2 separate regions of the Homo sapiens genome follow, and region 1 is linked to region 2. Evidence: chromatin loops called from intact Hi-C (ENCODE). Cell type or tissue: IMR-90. All regions are shown on one strand. Links, peaks and the distances in the headings refer to the core of each region. The heading gives the core; the rest is flanking DNA. Region 1 has its middle 93 kb from the start of UBE2E1. Region 2 overlaps UBE2E1 (ubiquitin conjugating enzyme E2 E1).

The links. A loop is a pair of places that touch in the nucleus more often than their neighbours do. Peaks named below come from ENCODE experiments on the same cell type or tissue, not always from the same donor. Only the 100,000 strongest peaks of a DNase experiment are listed, where the experiment ranks them.
Region 1: a loop joins it to region 2, with 1.9 times the contacts of the local background. A loop is called at or near these places in 2 of 110 quality-filtered maps.

What each region holds. Positions count from the first base shown.
Region 1 is chr3:23,709,079-23,717,672 of GRCh38, reverse strand. No RefSeq gene overlaps it. Among named protein-coding and RNA genes, the nearest start is that of UBE2E1, 93 kb to the left of the region's middle. In IMR-90, for the core only: a CTCF peak has its summit at 4,583; DNase peaks (open chromatin) are centred at 4,742 and 6,932.
Region 2 is chr3:23,871,424-23,880,017 of GRCh38, reverse strand. All of the region lies in intron 3 of UBE2E1 (ubiquitin conjugating enzyme E2 E1), which reads right to left. It also overlaps the pseudogene ARL4AP4. Among named protein-coding and RNA genes, the nearest start is that of NKIRAS1, 41 kb to the left of the region's middle. In IMR-90, for the core only: a CTCF peak has its summit at 4,621; DNase peaks (open chromatin) are centred at 2,517 and 5,457; H3K27ac peaks cover 206 bases.

The DNA.
Region 1 (8,594 bases), core at 171-8,170, 160 kb after region 2:
GGAAAAAGTAAATAAAATGTCTTTGTTCACTGTTGACATGATCAACTATACAGAACATCTGAAAGAATCAACCAAAAACTCCTGACACTAAAAGTGATTATAGGAAGGTTGTAGAAAACAAGATTAGTAAATATAGAAGTCAATTACTATCCTATATACCAGCTACTAAAAAGGGGCATTTGAAATTAAAAATGCAGTACCATTTACATTAGTATACTTAAAAAATTAAAAACTTAAGTATGAATCTAACAAAATATGTATAAGATCTATATATCAGAAAACTACTGATACGGTTTGGCTCTGTGTCCCCATCCAAATCTCTTTTTTTTTTTCTTTTTTTTTTTTTGAGACGGAGTCTTGCTCTGTCCCCCAGGCTGGAGTGCAGTGGCACAATCTCAGCTCACTGCAACCTCCACCTCCTGGGTTCAAGTGATTCTTCTGCCCCAACCTTCGGAGTAGCTGGGACTACAGGTGCATGCCACCAAGCCCAGCTAATTTTTTGTATTTTTAGTAGAGATGGGGTTTCACTGTGTTAGCCAGGATGGTCTCGATCTCCTGACCTCATGATCCGCCCACCTCAGCCTCCCAAAGTGCTGGGATTACGGGGGTGAGCCACTGCACCCGGCTGTCCCCATCCAAATCTTATCTCGAATTGTAATCCCCACATGTTGAGGGAGGAACCAGGTGGAGGTGATTGAATCATGAGGGCGGTTTTCTCCATGCTGCTCTCAGGGGATCTAATAGTTTTATAAGGGGCTCTTTCCCCATCACTCTGCTGCTCTTCTCTCTCTTGCCACCTTCTGAAAAGGTGCCTTCCACAATGATTGTAAGTTTCCTGAGGCCTCCTCAGCCATGTGAACTGTGAATCAATTAAACCACTTTATAAATTATCCAGTCTCAGGCAGTTTTTTTTTTCTTTTTTCTTTTTTGAGATGGAGTCTCGCTCTGTTGCACAGGTTGGAGTGCAGTGGTGCGATCTCAGCTCACTGCAACCTCCACCTCCCACGTTCTAGTAATTCTCCTGCTTCAGCCTCCTAAATAGCTGGGACTACAGGCATGTGCCACCATGCCCAGCTATTTTTTTTTTGTATTAGTAGAGACGGGTTTGCCATGTTGGCCAGGCTGGTCTCAAACTCCTGACCTCAGGTGATTTGTCGTGCAATTCTTTATAGCAATGTGAGAACAGACTAATACAACTACAACACTCTGATATAAGAAATCAAAGAGGAACTAAATAAATGGAGAAATGTTTTATGTTCATGGAGAGGAAGACTTAATATTGTCAAGATGTCAGTTCTTCCCAGCTTGATCTATAGATTCAGTGCAATCCCAATCAAATCCCAGCAAGTAATTTTGTAGATATTGAAAAACCGATTCCAAGATTTATATAGAGAAGCAAAAGATCCAGAATTGCCAACACAATATTGAATGAAAAGAACAAAGTCAGAGGACTGACACTACCTGACTTCAAGAACTACTATAAAGTTGTAGTAATCAAGACAGTGTGGTATTGGCCAAAGAATACACAGATATATGGAACAGAAGAGAGAGCCAAGAAATAGATCTATATAGTCAACTGACCTTTGACAAAAAAGCAAAAGCAATACAATGAAGCAAATATAGTGTTTTCAACAAATGGTACTGGAACAATTGGACATCCACGTGCAAAAGAAAAAAAAAGAATTTAGACACAGACCTTACATCCTTTACAAAATTTAACTCTAAATGAATTGTATACCTAAATGTAAAATGCAAAACTGTAAAACTCTTAGAAGATAACATAGGAGAAAATCTAGGTCATCTTGGGTATGGCAATGACTTTTTAGATACAGTATCAAAGACATGAATCATGAAAGACAGAATTGGTAAGCTGGACTTCATTAAAGTTAAAAATTTCTGCTCTGTGAAAGACACTGTCAAGATGGTAAGATAAGACACAGACTGGGAGAAAATATTTACAAAAGATATACCTGATAAAGTAATGTTAACCAAAATTTAACAATGAACACTTAAAACCCAACAATAAGAAAACAAACAATCTAATTTAAAAATGGGCAAAAGACCTGAATAGACACATCACCGAAAAAGTTATTAAGATGGCAAATAAGCATATGATATTCAACATCATATGTCATTAGGGAATTGAAACATAAAACAACAAGGCTAGGTGCAGTGGCTCACGCCTGTAATCCCAACACTTCGGGAGGCCTTGGTGGGCAGATCACTTGAGCCTAGGAGTTCAAGATCAGTCTGGACAACATGGTGAAACCCTGCCTCTACAAAAAAATTAGCCAGGCATGGTGGTGCATGCTTGTAGTGCCAGCTACTTGGGAGGTTGAGGTGGGAGGATCATCTGAGCCCAGGGTCGATGCTGCAATGAGCTGTGATTGTGCCACTGCACTCCAGCCTTGGTGACAGAGTGAGACCCTGTCTCAAAGAACAAAGAAACAAACAAACGAAGAAACCCAATGAGATAGCATTACACACTTATTAGAATGGCCAAAATCTAAAACTCTGACAACATCAAATGTTAATAAGGATGTAGAACAACAGGAACTCTCATTCATTGGTGGTGGGAGTGCAAAATGGTGCAGCCACTTTGGAAGACAGTTTGGCAGTTTCTTACAAAGTTGAACATACTTCTACCATATGATCTACCAATTGTGTGCCTTGGTATTTACCCAAAGGAGTTGAAACCACACCCACACAAAAATCTGCCCATAGATGTTTATAGATTTATTCATAATAGTCAAAAATATGGAAGAGGGAATCTGGATGTCTAATTTCATATCAATTAAACTTTCAATCAATCCTGGTTTTAGCCCTCACACTACACTAGCATTTAGAAGTATTTGGTCCTCCAAATTCTGAGATTTTCTAGTTCTGCTGAGCAAATCTGTCCTCGATTCATAGGAAGTATGTTTCAGTTTCTCAGTTCTGCTAAGTCAGCTATCATTTTTCCATGTTCTTTTGCCTTTCCACAATTTTATTAACATTGCTCATCTGCTGCCAACTCTTCTCATTCTCTTTGTCCTCATGGGTTTAAATTTCCTCATGGGTTGAAATTTGTTGTCATTTGTCCTCATGGATTTAAATTTGCTGTCATTTTAGTAGGGTGTGGGGAGAGGGCAGAGTTAATGTGTATGTTCAATCTGCCACATTTAGTCAGAAGTCAGAGGTGATCTTCACCATTTGGAAATCCTCCTTGGCTGCTAGAGACCATGGCCACAGACACTCCATTTTTTGAAGGTTGGTTGTGTAGCCAAACAGTGTTTGAAGGGCCCAGCAGACCCCAGAACTTCTGTATGCCCTTAGTGCTGCAGTGCATGTGGTGGCTTGGGGAAGGTAGAGGAAGGAGAGGTCTCAGCCCTTTGAAGAGGAGCTCAATTATAAGTAAATCTGTAAACTGTAAACCTCACTACAGCCCTATTTTCTGGATAAGGAAACAGTGGTTCAGAGAGATGATGTGACTTTTCAAAGGTCTCATATCTGGTTGATGGCAAAGTGCGGTGAGACCCTAGGCTTGCCTGGCTTTCCACAGTGGTCTTTTCCCAGTGTGAGAGATTATTTGGTTCCATTCTCTACCTCTCCTTGTATCCCACCCTTTACAGTTTTGTGTCCTGATTTTGCATTTGACCCTGTGACTTGGTTGGGCTAATGGAATGTTCGCTTGTGTGATGTCGCCAAAGGTTTGAAAAGTGCTTGTGCATTGGGTCTGCCTCTGCTGCACTACAGGTCTCGGAAGAGGAAGGGAGACACATAGAGCAGATATGCCCAAGCCCAACCAGCCCATATTACCAGCCGACTTCCAGCCAACCCACAAATCCCCAAGAATAAGTAATTATTGTTTTAAGGCAGTGAATTTTGGGGTGGTTGGTTACACAGCATTTTTGTGGAAATAGCTGATATACCATGTCATAGAAACTCCTGCCATCAAGATAAATTAACAGATGACTGATGATGGGGAGTAATAAAAAGGTCCAGCATCTGCCTGGCTGGAATTGCTAGATTTAGTAAATAAAAATACAGAACCCAGATCAATTTACATTTTAGATAAACATCAACTGATTTCTTAGCATAAGTATGTCTCATGTAATCTTTGGGAAGTACTTCAAAAATTATTGTTTCTTTGCATGACACATTTCACTGGGCATACTGTTTTTTATCTGGCAACCTCATTCTGACAGATTTGTAAGAGTCAAACTACACAGAAAGCACCTGTGCATAAAAGTGGGCCTGGGCTAGAAAAGATGAGATATTAAAACAAGTCATTTTCTCTGCTCTGCACTAGGCAGTAAATGTATTTATAGGGCAGGCTTAATTTAGGTCTCTCAGGTAGCTTCTTATAGAGGGACTGAGTCAGAGAAAACCTGCCTGAAACATAAGAATGGGCCGGTGACTGGGAGAAGTTCCTTTCAGCTTTATTATTCAACCACACTAAAATCAGGGATCCATCAGGGAGGCTCTGACTTGCCTGCTTTCAGCAGCCTGTGGCTCTATAGAGAGCATCCTTCTAAACAATCTGAAACCTACATCCCTTTAGCTTGGATCCAAGAAGTGTTTCCCCAGGCTATTGCGCCATCTGTCTCCCAGGTGCCTGCAAGGGAAATGTTCTGTGGGGGTTGGGGAGAGAAGGGCTGCAGCCCTGGGCTCTGGAAGCGACTAAGAACTGTTTGTCAAGAGGTCAGTCCTGCTCGCCAGTGGCCAGTGAAACCAAGAGGCTGGATGAAACCTGAGTAAACCAAACACTGCAAGAGGTCAGAATGCTCAAACAGCCACGATGTGGGAACTCAGTTTATCCTCTGCCTCATCCCTCTCTTTAACAGTTTCCGGCAAGCCACTGTTTCTGGCTTTGCACAGCCTAATTGGCCATTTTCATGAGTAGTCGCCAACACAATCCAGGAGGAAATTCCACGCTGTCAGCCAGCAGCACAGATTGTTGCAGGAAAAATGACATAACTCATCCTCTGGGCAAACTTGCAAATGATTACAAATTTCCCCATCTCTCCTCGACTCACACAGCTGGCTGGAGAAGGGTGTAAATTTTTCCATGGAGATAGGAGACTTTTCCTCCGTGTAATTTCTTGTGATCAAACAAATCTCTATGGCTATTAATTTGCTTTCATTTCTGGTTTCATTCCCCCTGACATTCAAATAGAACCTATGTAGACTCTGCTCGTGGACACTTCCCGGGACTCGGATACCAAGCGAGACTCCTATGATGGCCTTGGTACAATGTTAGGTTCCCAAAAGGGACGATGGCCAGCTAAAATTCTGCACCTCTAGATAAATGACACCATGAAAACCAAACAGGCACAATGTGGTCATTGGTGCAGATCAGCTTTGGCATAAACCACAGCTCGCTCATCTGAGGACCAAGGTTGACTAATTCTGCCCCTGACAGTACTCTGTTTTCTCCTGACCCAGGCTCTCACTCAGATGTTGCTTGTAGATTTCATAGACTCTTCCACTTGGATTCAACTGAGTGAATAATTATTGAGCCCCATACCATGCTCATCTTACCGAGTGAGGCTCCAGGGGAATACAATAATTAATAATGCACTGGATCTAGCTTCAGGAAGCTTGCTGTTTAGAAGGAAAGGAGATCTACAAATCGCTATTATGTGAGAAGAGACCGATAAAGGACTAGCATGGAAGTAGCGGCAGTTGGAGGAGGGATTTGGAGAGATGCTGCTTGGCAGCAGAGGCCTGGGGATGTCTCATGGAGGAGGCAACGTTTGAGCTGGACCATACAGGGCTTCAGTGATGGCCCCTGGGAGGCCAGGAAAATGTAGGCACCAGGACAAGCAAAGTTGTAGAGTGAGAATCACCCCAAAGAATAGGGCTTGTAGGGAGAGAGAAGTCAGGTTTTAGTGTGAGACGAGAAGCTGAGCCTCCACTTCCTTGGAGGAGAAATCAGACTTTGTGTTCCTAACAAAGTCCCAAGATGCTGAGGGATCTTCCTCCTATAGTGCACAGTTCAATGCTTGCATCTTCCCCTCTCCTTTACAAGGCCAGATTCTAAAATATTTTACCCTGGTGGCTTAAAGGATTAATCTAATGCATATCAATGTTAAGTTATAATAATAATTTCTTAGGCTATTTCTTTAGAAGACCTCAAATAGCTCTGAGCTCCAGCTTCTCTGTGGATAAAGAGAAAGTAAATGCCCCCTGTTGCAAAAACTTCTGGAGCAGTGGGAAACCAACCTGTCAACTGAAATTGATTTATTCATTCAACTGCAATGACCCGACCCATTTAACACATCCCCTGAGAGGGAGCAGTTTTCTTCATTCAACCCATAGGATCAAGCTGATTACCATATAATAGTGTTACATCTTCATGAGTAAGTCAGGGTAGAAATTGCCATCCCCACTTAATAAATGGAGAAAATTAAACACAACTCTCACTATCACACAAGAGAGATACTTGCCCATAATATGTTCACCAGATCATCCTAACACATAGTTTCCTTAGGTATAGGATGAATCCCAGACTTCCTTTGCACCTCTATGTGTGTATTTCCCTTAACAAGAAAGCCAGATGCTATAGCACTTCTTTATCATCATAGGGAAAGAGAAATCTAGTTTTGCCCTTTCTTCCCCCACTTATTTTGAAATACCTGGTAGTCTCTGTTTTCTTCTCTATATGGCAGTTCCTTCCAACCTTTCTTGCTCTTGTTTAGAATAATTCCTTGTCAGTTCTTTCCGTGTCTACAGCCTGCAGGCTGAAGAAGAGCTCAGAGTTCCGACAAGCTAAGTTTGATTCTGTGACAAGCTGGCTCTGGGCATTAGGTCCACGAGGAAATGACATGTGCAGCAGTGTCAGCCTCCAAAACTTCCACCTGGCCTTGATCACCCCAGGTCTCCAGACACTTGTGCGTATTCAGCTTGGGATGCAACCCAGCTGCTGGCTTCTGAGGCATCTCAGTAACTATGGAGACAGGAATATAAACATCAGTGAGTAGGGCAGGAAGCAGGCGGCCAGTCTTAGGAGTTAAAGCATTGACGGGATTCATTCGGCATTGTGATGTGTTGCAAATGATGAAAGCAGAACTACTAGGTCTTTCTTATAACAAATGGGACGACTGTAGTTTTACGGCGAGACTCCTCAGTTATGTCTCCATTTTCATCCAGCTGCTTAGTTATTCGCTTATTTATTCCACAAATACGTACCGAGGTGTTACTATGTGCTAGGTACTGTTTAGGGACCAGAGACAGAGGTGAATAAGGCAAATCTCTGACCTCAGAGAACTTACACTCGAGTAGGGTGACCAGAACTGCCCTGGTTTGCCTGGAACTGAAGGGAGTCTCAGCACATGGGAGTTAAAACTGGAAAAGTTTTGGGCAAATTGGGACAAATTGGTCACCTGCTGGGGAGACAACAGTTAATAAGTACATAAATAAATGCAATAACTTCAAACAGTGATAAGCTCAATGAAGGAAGTAACACTGAGTGAGGTGCTACCGAGCAGCTGGAGGTGGGAGGAGGGGGCAGGGTTTGGTTGATAGCTGGGTAAAGAGGAGGTGACTGAACTGAAGCCTGAGGGGCCCTGGAGGAGCATTGCAGGTTGAAGGAACAGGGACAAACTTGACAAGCTCGAGGTAAAGAAGGAAGGCCAGTCAAGCTGGAGTGCAATGAGAAGAGAGGAGAGGAAGTCAGGGCCTGGGCAGGCCATGTCTTTTAGGTGTGGTAAGGATTTGGGGATCCTGTAACTATTAATCCCGCAAACTCACACATACTGTGGCCCAGTGTTCTCCCAGGGCTTTACATATGCTGACTCTTTTCATCTTCACAATAAAGGCAGGCTGGTATCACTATCCTCGTCTTGTTACAGGTGAAGAAACTGAGGCACAGGAGGAGAACTCTCCCACATCCAAATAGCATCAGTGGCAGAAAGCCAGGCTTCCAGCTCAGGTGGTCTGGCCCCGAGTCTGCCCCCTTAACTGATTCCCCACACAGCCTGGGTTTCAGACAGAAGGGAACCAGGATCTGATTTGTATATGAGCCAGACCCTAGCTGTGTCCTCCCTCTTTGTCTCACCTGCTCCTGACCTATCAGATCCCAGCACCTTGTGGACTGTGTGAAAGTCTCTGATTATCGGTGGGCTATGCCACGTGGATATTTTCTTTTCTTTTCTTTTTATTTTTTAATACGAAGTCTCGCTCTGTCGTCCAGGCTGGAGTGCAGTGATGCAATCTCGGCTCACTGCAACCTCTGCCTCCTGGGATCAAGCAATTCTCTGCCTCAGCCTCCCGAATAGCTGGGATTACAAGCGCCCACCACCACGCCTGGCTAATTTTTGTATTTTTAGTAGAGACGGGGTTTCACCATCTTGGCCAGGCTGGTCTTGAACTCCTGACCTTGTGATCTGCCCGCCTCGGCCTCCCAAAGCACTGGGATTACAGGCGTGAGCCACCGTGCCTGGCCACCACTTGGATATTTTCATGATGGGATTCAAATGGAAGAAATCAGGGAGGTAAAAATATTACGGCATATGGCTTTTTTAACTTCCACTTTGCTTCTTTATAACCACCCTCAATATGTTATTCTTGCGTCTTGTTCAATATAGAAAACAACATAACCATCCAACTGC
Region 2 (8,594 bases), core at 414-8,413:
ACCTGGGCCTCCCAAAGTGCTGAGATTCACAGGCGTGAGCCACTGTGCCTGGCCAGAATCAATTTTTTAAAAGTATCTTTCTATCAAATGAATTTTTACATTTTTTATTGGGAGACAGGACCCTTGCCTACAAACACATAAACCATAGTTCAGATATTATTCTAGGCATAATTTTAGAAGGCTTAGTTATCTGCTGTCATACCCTAGAAAAAAAGTGAAAGGATGAGAGGCTGGGAAGATAGGAAGATAAGCATGCTAGAAACAGACTTGCGGACTGCTGGGCGAGCACTGTTAGAGCAGCCAGGCACACAGCACCCACCTGGTGCCCTGTCCTCCGCCGCGGCCCAGGCCTCCCTGGTGCCCACGGACAGGTATCAGAGCACCTCCCCAGATGTTAGGACAGACGCTGAGTGAAGAGAAGGGAAGGATGGTTAGTCTTATAGCTGGATCACCTACGAAGAGAAGTTCTAAAGCAAGAAGAAAGCATTTCAATTTGGGACATTTATTTGCAGTGGGAAATTGGGAAATGGACTATCAGACCACACTTCTATCCTGTCCAGTCGGCCTTCATTTCAGTCTTTCCACACTGTTTTCCTGGGTTTGTACTGTGCTAGCAAGACAACTGTCTTATACAGGCTGCAGCTCATGAATTTGTAAATACTGTACCTACCAAAAGATTTAACACGGAGAAAATTAAGGTAATCTTGGCAAATTCTAAAACAGTCCCTTTTCACTTCTGGGATGTAGGTGTTTAGGACAAAGTAAGGCCACTGTGGAAGTCATATGCCAGATGCACAGATGGCATTGTATTTGTTGTGGACTCTAGATGTGGAAGGATGGAAGAAACTAAAACTTAACTTCATAAAATAACTAGGATATAGAAAACCAAGCAGTCCCTCTACTTATAGTTGCTAACAGCAAGACTTCAGGAACTCATTCTCTCAGGAACTGATACATTGTTGGCAAGGGGTGAACTGAGCTCATCAAGTCCTTGGCATTTGCAGCTTACCTGTGCAATCATAGGAGATGGACTAAAGCAGCAGTCCACAACCTTTTCTGCACCAGGGGCTGCTTTTGTGGAAGACAATTTTTCCACAGATGGGGGGTGGGATGGTTTGGGATGATTCAAGTGCATTGTATTTATTGTGCACTCTATTTCTATTAGTATTACATTGTGATATAGAATGAAATAATTATACAACTCACCATAATGTAGAATCAGTGGGGAGCCCCCGAGCTTGTTTTCCTGCAACTAGACAGTCCCATGTGGGGGTGATGGGTGACAGTAGCAGATCATCAGGCATTAGATTCTCATAAGGAGCACGCAACCTAGATCCCTCACATGAGCAGTTCACAATAGGGTTTGCGTGTGCCTATGAGAACCTAATGCCATTGCTGATCTGAGCTGACAGGAGGCGGAGCTCAGGCAGTAATGCAAGCCATGGGCAGTGGCTGTAAATACAGATGGAGCTTCACTCAGCTGGCCGGCCTGCCCACCCACTGCTCATCTGTTATGTGCGTGGTTCCTAATGGGCCAGGGACCAGTACGGGGTCTGTGGCCCAGGCTTTGGGGAACCCTGGACTAAAGGAAGGACTTGAGACAACTACATGATAATAATTAAAAGAAGAAAAACGTTGTGGCAACAGAAAAAGAAATGATGACTATCGCTACCTTTTAATCTGTGGGGAGTAGGTTTTCTCTGGTCTGATTTTGACAAATGCAGTGTGTCTACAGCCTGGTTTGCCTGTCTGCCCTCCTGGGTGCTACTGAAGCTTTGTTTTGTTGAATAATCAGATGCCCAACTCTGTTGCCTTGTGGAAGATGAGTAAATGTAGTGCGTCTTAAAGTGGTCTCTTCTCCCTACCCCACAAATCTTCTGGTACTACCATTTGGGGAAGCCAAGCAAGGATAGTAAATTGACCAGAACACAGTTGTGACATTTGACCTCAAGTTAGTGAAATAAAACTTTAAAGAGTAGGGGGGAAAAAGAGACATGCGGACAGCAGCAGAAGTAAGAATGAAGGAAGGGGCAGAGGCAGGGGCAGGGTAGCAACAGTGCCAGCGTATTTCAAAAAAGGGCAGAGGCTTGGGATCAACTGAATTAGAAACTCAGTTCTACCTATTTAAAAATCTCAAGTAATTCCTGATATTATCTCATAGTACAATGACTAATGTTTCGTAAAAATAAAGAACTGGCACTTGGAATAAGCTTTATCATCATCCTCAGAAAGCCAGATGTGGCACGGACTGCTTATTAGCTACTGCATGCCTATTCTCCTTTTGTCTGTGGAAGCTTCATGATAAGCTTCTATGTCACTTACATAAAGTACATCATTCATATCACAAACCCCCCCAAACACCCATATTTCAACAGTAGTCTTAGAGCAGTGGTTCTCAACTGGAAGTAATTTTGCCTCCTACCCCACCCCCTGACGTTTGGCAATGCTTGCAGTCATTCTGAATGCCACAAACGGGAGGGAGGTGCTAATGGCATCTGGTGGATAGAGGCCAGGGATGTTGCTAAACATCCTACAATGCACCAGACAGCCCCCACAAAGAATGATCTCAGCCTACAATGTCAACAGTGCCAAGGCTGAGAAACCCTGCCTTAGAGAAAATTTGCTCAGGGTTAAGCTAGTAAAGGGAAGAGCTTCAATCTGAATCCCAGCTGTTAGACTCCAGTGCCCAGTCTTATTTTATTTTTCTGTGCCTGGTACACCAAAAAAGGATCAATATATATGGTTGCTGTTGTTATTATTAAAAGTTAATTTGCATATACCCTGAATGTTCTGTAGACTGATATTCAAAGTGCCGCCTCTGGACAAGCAACATCGGCATCCATCCCCTGGGAGTTTGTTAGAAATGCAGACATCAGACTCCACCTCAGACCCTATCAATGTGCATGTTAACAAATGATTCTTATGCACATTAAAGTTTGAGAAGCCAGCTACAGAGGATTATTAAGAGCAATGAATACCAACTGTTTCTTTCTTTGAGACAGTGTCTCACTCTGTTGCTCAAGCTGGAGTGCAGTGGCTCAATCACAGCTGGCTCAAGTGATCCTTCCATCTCAGCCTCCTGAGTTGCTAGGATTACAGGCGTGCATCACCACACCTGGCTAATTTTTAAATTTTTTTTAGAGACAGGGTCTTGCTAGGTTACCCAGACTGGTCTTGAACTCCTGGGCTCAAGCGATACTTCTGCTTGGCCTCTGAAAGCACTGACATTACAGTAGTGAGCCACAGTTCTGATTTTCTAGATTTAAATTACCATTAATATTATTTAGCTCCCTCCTCCCTTGTCTACAACTCTTTGCAGTAATAAATATGCATCAACCCTGGTAATGCCTAGCTCTATTAAGACAAAAAACAAAAACAAGAAACAAAAAACAAAAAACCCAAAACTGAATTTACAAAATGCTTATATGAAAAAAAAATCCAATTACATCTACATTCCCTATGACAAACACACTACTAAAAATCCACTCCTGATTTACTCTTCTATTGCTAAGAAATTCATAGAGAAGATAAGCTATGAAGGTAGCAATCTACCAGAGATACTGGGTGAAAGCTGCCTTCTCCATGAGATCTACTTGGTACATTCTTACCCTCAGCACCCCTTCATAAAACAGTAACCTTTTGTAACCTAGAAGCGAGTGGCAGAAGGAACTTGAAAAATGAGAAAACTTTACTAAAGAAACTAACAGGGTAGTGACACGATTTTGTAAGTGCTATTAAAAAGCAGGGCGACCACTGCCATAGTCCTAATAACTAAGTTAGAAGGCTTCCTCACCTAAGGTGAGGGGAAGAGGAAAGGAAGAGGCTCTGGTACTGTGAGGAATGTACCATTCAGGTTAACTATCCCTTGGAAAGAACTTGCAGACCTAGAGCCAACCTAAAGGGCTCCCCAGAAAAACTAGTACCCACACACAAGAATTCACATATTTGGCTGGGCACAGTGGCTCACGCCTGTAATCCCAGCACTTTGTGAGGCCAAAGCGGGCAGATCACGAGGTCTAGAGATAGAGACCATCCTGGCCAACACAGTGAAACCCCGTCTCTACTAAAAACACAAAAATTAGCTGGGCGTGGTGGCGAGCGCCTGTAATCCCAGCTACTCAGAAGGGTGAGGCAGGAGAATCGCTTGAACCTGGGAGGCGGAGGCTGCAGTGAGATGAGATCACGCCACTGCACTCCAGCCTGGGCGACAGAGCGAGACTCCGTCTCAAAAAAAATTCACATTAGTGGTATCCACTGTATCAAGGAAGTTATACTGGAACACGGTGGGGCTAAATAGGGGATATATCTTCCTAACTATGGGAAGGAGACTATCCCAGGCACTTAAGATCTCCAACAGTGTGGCCATTTAATGGCCTTCTAACAAAGCCCTCCAAAAGTCTTGTAACAACAACACTGAGGAAATGGTGCCTACTGTCTTCCTCTAGCATAAAGTAGATAAACTTCCGAAGGAATTTTTGACATAACTTTTTGTGACGCACAAGGATGATTTGTGGCCTATGGAAGCTATAGAGTTCATTTTTAAAATTTGTTCCAAACCAGGAAGAGAATAGATTTGTCTGGGTATTTACACAGACTGCTATAGTCATTTGGATACAATCTTTTGTACATCCGAATTTAAGTCTCTAGGGGGTAGTAATTTCCCACACATACTACAGGACTTGGCACACTAACAGTTACCAATATTTAATTAGATGATCAAATATGTACTACTGTTTGGGATTATACAACAGTGTTTCCATATTAGGTAAAATAATTAAAACATCACAAAAGCTCAATCTTGCCCAGTTAGTCATTCAATCGTAGGTCTTACTGTATATGCTGCTGCTCTAGGGACAGTCCAGCACATCTGGAAATTTACATTCCAATATTGAAAAAAATTAGATGACACTGTTTTTAAAAGAAAACTACTTCCAAGTAACTTGTAAGTAAAGGGTTAAGTTACTCTGGTAGGGATGACAAAAGAAGAGCAGACCTAAAAAATGTGGACATTAGGGGGTCACTCTTAACTAGGGATGGCTGAATGAGGAGTTATTAGTACAGTGAGCTAAGGAACCGCACTTTCCCTTCTGGCCTGTCAGGGTAGTCGTGGGGGTAGGTGGCAAGCAAGTAAAATGACAAAACTAGTTCAATGCCAAGTGCCTGAAAGAAGCAGGGGTTGGGGGTACGGCAGTGATTAGAATTAAAGTAAGATCAGTATCCCTTGTGTCTTGAAAGCCATTTTCCTCTATAAGATTAAACATGTAGGTAAGTCAGGATAAAGGTGGATCCAACAATAGGTCTTTTCTGCAGGAATTATACAAGCCTGAGTTGGAACAATTCTAATCTGCCCTTTCGCCCAAGAAGTTAGAAAAAACGAGTCAGGACAGAATCCAATGCTGTGTGTGTGTGGTGATGACTCCTCTATTCCCACTAAAGAATCCAGAGCTTGGGTGTCTGGAATCTGCCTTATGGTGGAGTCCAGATTCTTCAGTTGCAATGCTTATGCTACCATACACAAAACTGCTATTTGAATGAGTAAATACCAACGGGTTATTAGTCCTGGTTCTTCAGTTCACAGGGCACAACTGACTCTTCTATTGGGATGATTAACTATATTGTGCATAAGTGAGAGTCAGCTGGGGGAAAAGCAGAGCATCTTGTTCAGACTTTTTGAGGGGAGAACGTATTGTTAACACCTCTACCCTCCACACATTTAGTGCTGATCCCCAAAAGCAAGAGTGTCACAAAGAAAGTTTTAAAAGGATACCAAGATTCTCTTAAAGGAGCTTATCAGGTTTTACTCAATTCTAAGAAAAGATTCTGGCACACATCTTTGATTACGAAATTAATTTTAGCTAAAGGTCTCCCATTACACTCAGCTCCTTATGCAGCTTCCACACTGCAACTGCTGCCAATCTCAAACTCCAGGTGGGGCAGTCAGGGGGCTGCTAGGTCAGTGGGAAGCATGGGAAGTGACACAAGTACAGAGTTCAAGAAACAGACTTCAATAACTTGCTACAAAGCAGAGTTGTGTGAACAGTCTTGCACAGTGATTTTTTGCTCACTGTGTGATATGAATCTATTATTTTATTGTTTGGCAAAACCTTTATCTGGTAATAATAATTTTCAGTTTTTTGTTGCCCACTTTTGCTTTCAAAAGTGTTCCAACTTGCATGTTATATGGTTACCCTATTTATGAAGGAATCAGAACACCTCCCTGCACTGGTCAATCAGCCTGAAACTCTCCTGCCGGTCTCTTATTTTTTTTTCTTGAGACGGAGTCTCGCTCTGTCGCCCAGGCTGGAGTGCAGTGGTGCCATCTTGGCTCACTGCAACCTCCGCCTCCCGGGTTCAAGTGATTCTCCTGCCTCAGCCTCCCGAGTAGCTGGGATTACAGGCACACGCCACCATGCCTGCCTAATTTTTGTATTTTTAGTAGAGACGGGGTGTCACCATGTTGGTCAGGCTGGTCTCGAACTCCTGATCTCATGATCTGCCTGCCTCAGCCTCCCCAAAGTGCTGGGATTACAGGCGTGAGCCACCGCGCCCGACTGCCTAATTCTGACATTTTGCTGCTGCTTCAACCTCAACCTCCACCTGCACCCTCCCAGGGCCATGGGGTCTCTCATCCTAGGTCCGGCTCCCTGTACCTTCCCTCAGTACAGAGCTCATGTGAATTTGAAGGATAAAGATGCCTTCAGCTGAAGGTAGCATTTACATCATCAGGGAAAAACTAGGCAGTTCTCCCAAGACCCTTTCAAGGGAGCCCCATAAAGTCAAAACTATTTTCATAAATCTAAAACATGACTTACCATTTTTACTCCCATTTTCTCACATTTGTACTGTGAGATTTTCCTGAATCTACACCAGGTGTGAGAGGGCCACAGCCTGAATGCAGAAGCAGGTATGAAAATCTACCTGTCTGCTAAGAAGTCAGACATTAAAGTCATCTGCAAATATGTGAAATAGTACCAGTCTTCTAGGTTAATTTTTTTTTTTTTGAGATGGAGTCTCGCTCTGTTGCCCAGGCTGGAGTGCAGTGGCGTGATCTAGGCTCACTGCAACCTCTGCCTCCCAGGTTCAAGCAATTCTCCTGCCTCAGCCTCCTGAGTAGCTGGGACTACAGGCATGCGCCACCACGCCCGACTAATTTTTGTATTTTTAGTAGAGACGGGGTGTCACCATGTTAGCCAGGATGGTCTCGATCTCCTGACCTCATGATCCACCTGCCTTGGCCTCCCAAAGTGCTGGAATTACAGGCACGAGCCACTGCGCCCAGCCTAGGCTGTTTAATTTTGAAAAACAGTTTTCATTTAAAATGTTATTTATATTAATATGTTTTTTGTTATTTTAAAATCAATCATAGATGTTTTAAATAATTGTTTTAATTGTGAATATGGTAAAAATCCATAACTGTTAACCATATAATCAAAAGCTGCTGGGGCCTGAAATAAATTTTAAGAGTGTAATGGGGTCCTGAAACCAAAGAGTTTGAGAACCACTGGGCAGATTATTTTTAAAGTATTTTGGTGTAATTGGTTAACCATTAAAATAAGTGCTTGATTCTTACTCCCAGACATTAAAAAACAAAAGTTAAACTAAGAATTTTAAATAGGCCTCTCCCTCTCCCTCTCCCCCTCCCCCTCCCCTCTTTCCACGGTCTCCCTCTGATGCCGAGCCGAAGCTGGACTGTACTGCTGCCATCTCGGCTCACTGCAACCTCCCTGCCTGATTCTCCTGCCTCAGCCTGCCGAGTGCCTGTGATTGCAGGCGCGCGCCGCCACGCCTGACTGGTTTTCGTATTTTTTTGGTGGAGACGGGGTTTCGCTGTGTTGGCCGGGCTGGTCTCCAGCTCCTAACAGCGAGTGATTTGTCAGCCTCGGCCTCCCGAGGTGCCGGGATTGCAGACGGAGTCTGGTTCACTCAGTGCTCAATGGTGCCCAGGCTGGAGCGCAGTGGCGTGATCTCGGCCGGCTACAACCTCCACCTCCCACCCGCCTGCCTTGGCCTCCCAAAGTGCCGAGATTGCAGCCTCTGCCCAGCCGCCACCCTGTCTGGGAAGTGAGGAGCGTCTCTGCCTGGCCGCCCATCGTCTGGGACGTGAGGAGCCCCTCTGCCTGGCTGCCCAGTCTGGAAAGTGAGGAGCGTCTCTGCCCCGCCGCCATCCCATCTAGGAAGTGAGGAGCGCCTCTTCCCGGCCGCCATCCCATCTAGGAAGTGAGGAGTGTCTCTGCCCGGCCGCCCATCATCTGAGATGTGGGGAGCGCCTTTGCCCCGCCGCCCCGTCTGGGATGTGAGGAGCACCTCTACCCGGCCGCGACCCCGTCTGGGAGGTGAGGAGTGTCTCTGCCCGGCCGCCCCATCTGAGAAGCGAGGAGACCCTCCGCCTGGCAACCGCCCCGTCTGAGAAGTGAGGAGCCTCTCTGCCCGGCAGCCACCCCGTCTGGGAAGTGAGGAGCGTCTCCGCCCGGCAGCCACCCCGTCCGAGAGGGAGGTGGGGGTCAGCCCCCGCCAGGCCAGCCGCCCCGTCCGGGAGGTGAGGGGCGCCTCTGCCCTGCCGCCCCTACTGAGAAGTGAGGAGCTCCTCTGCCCGG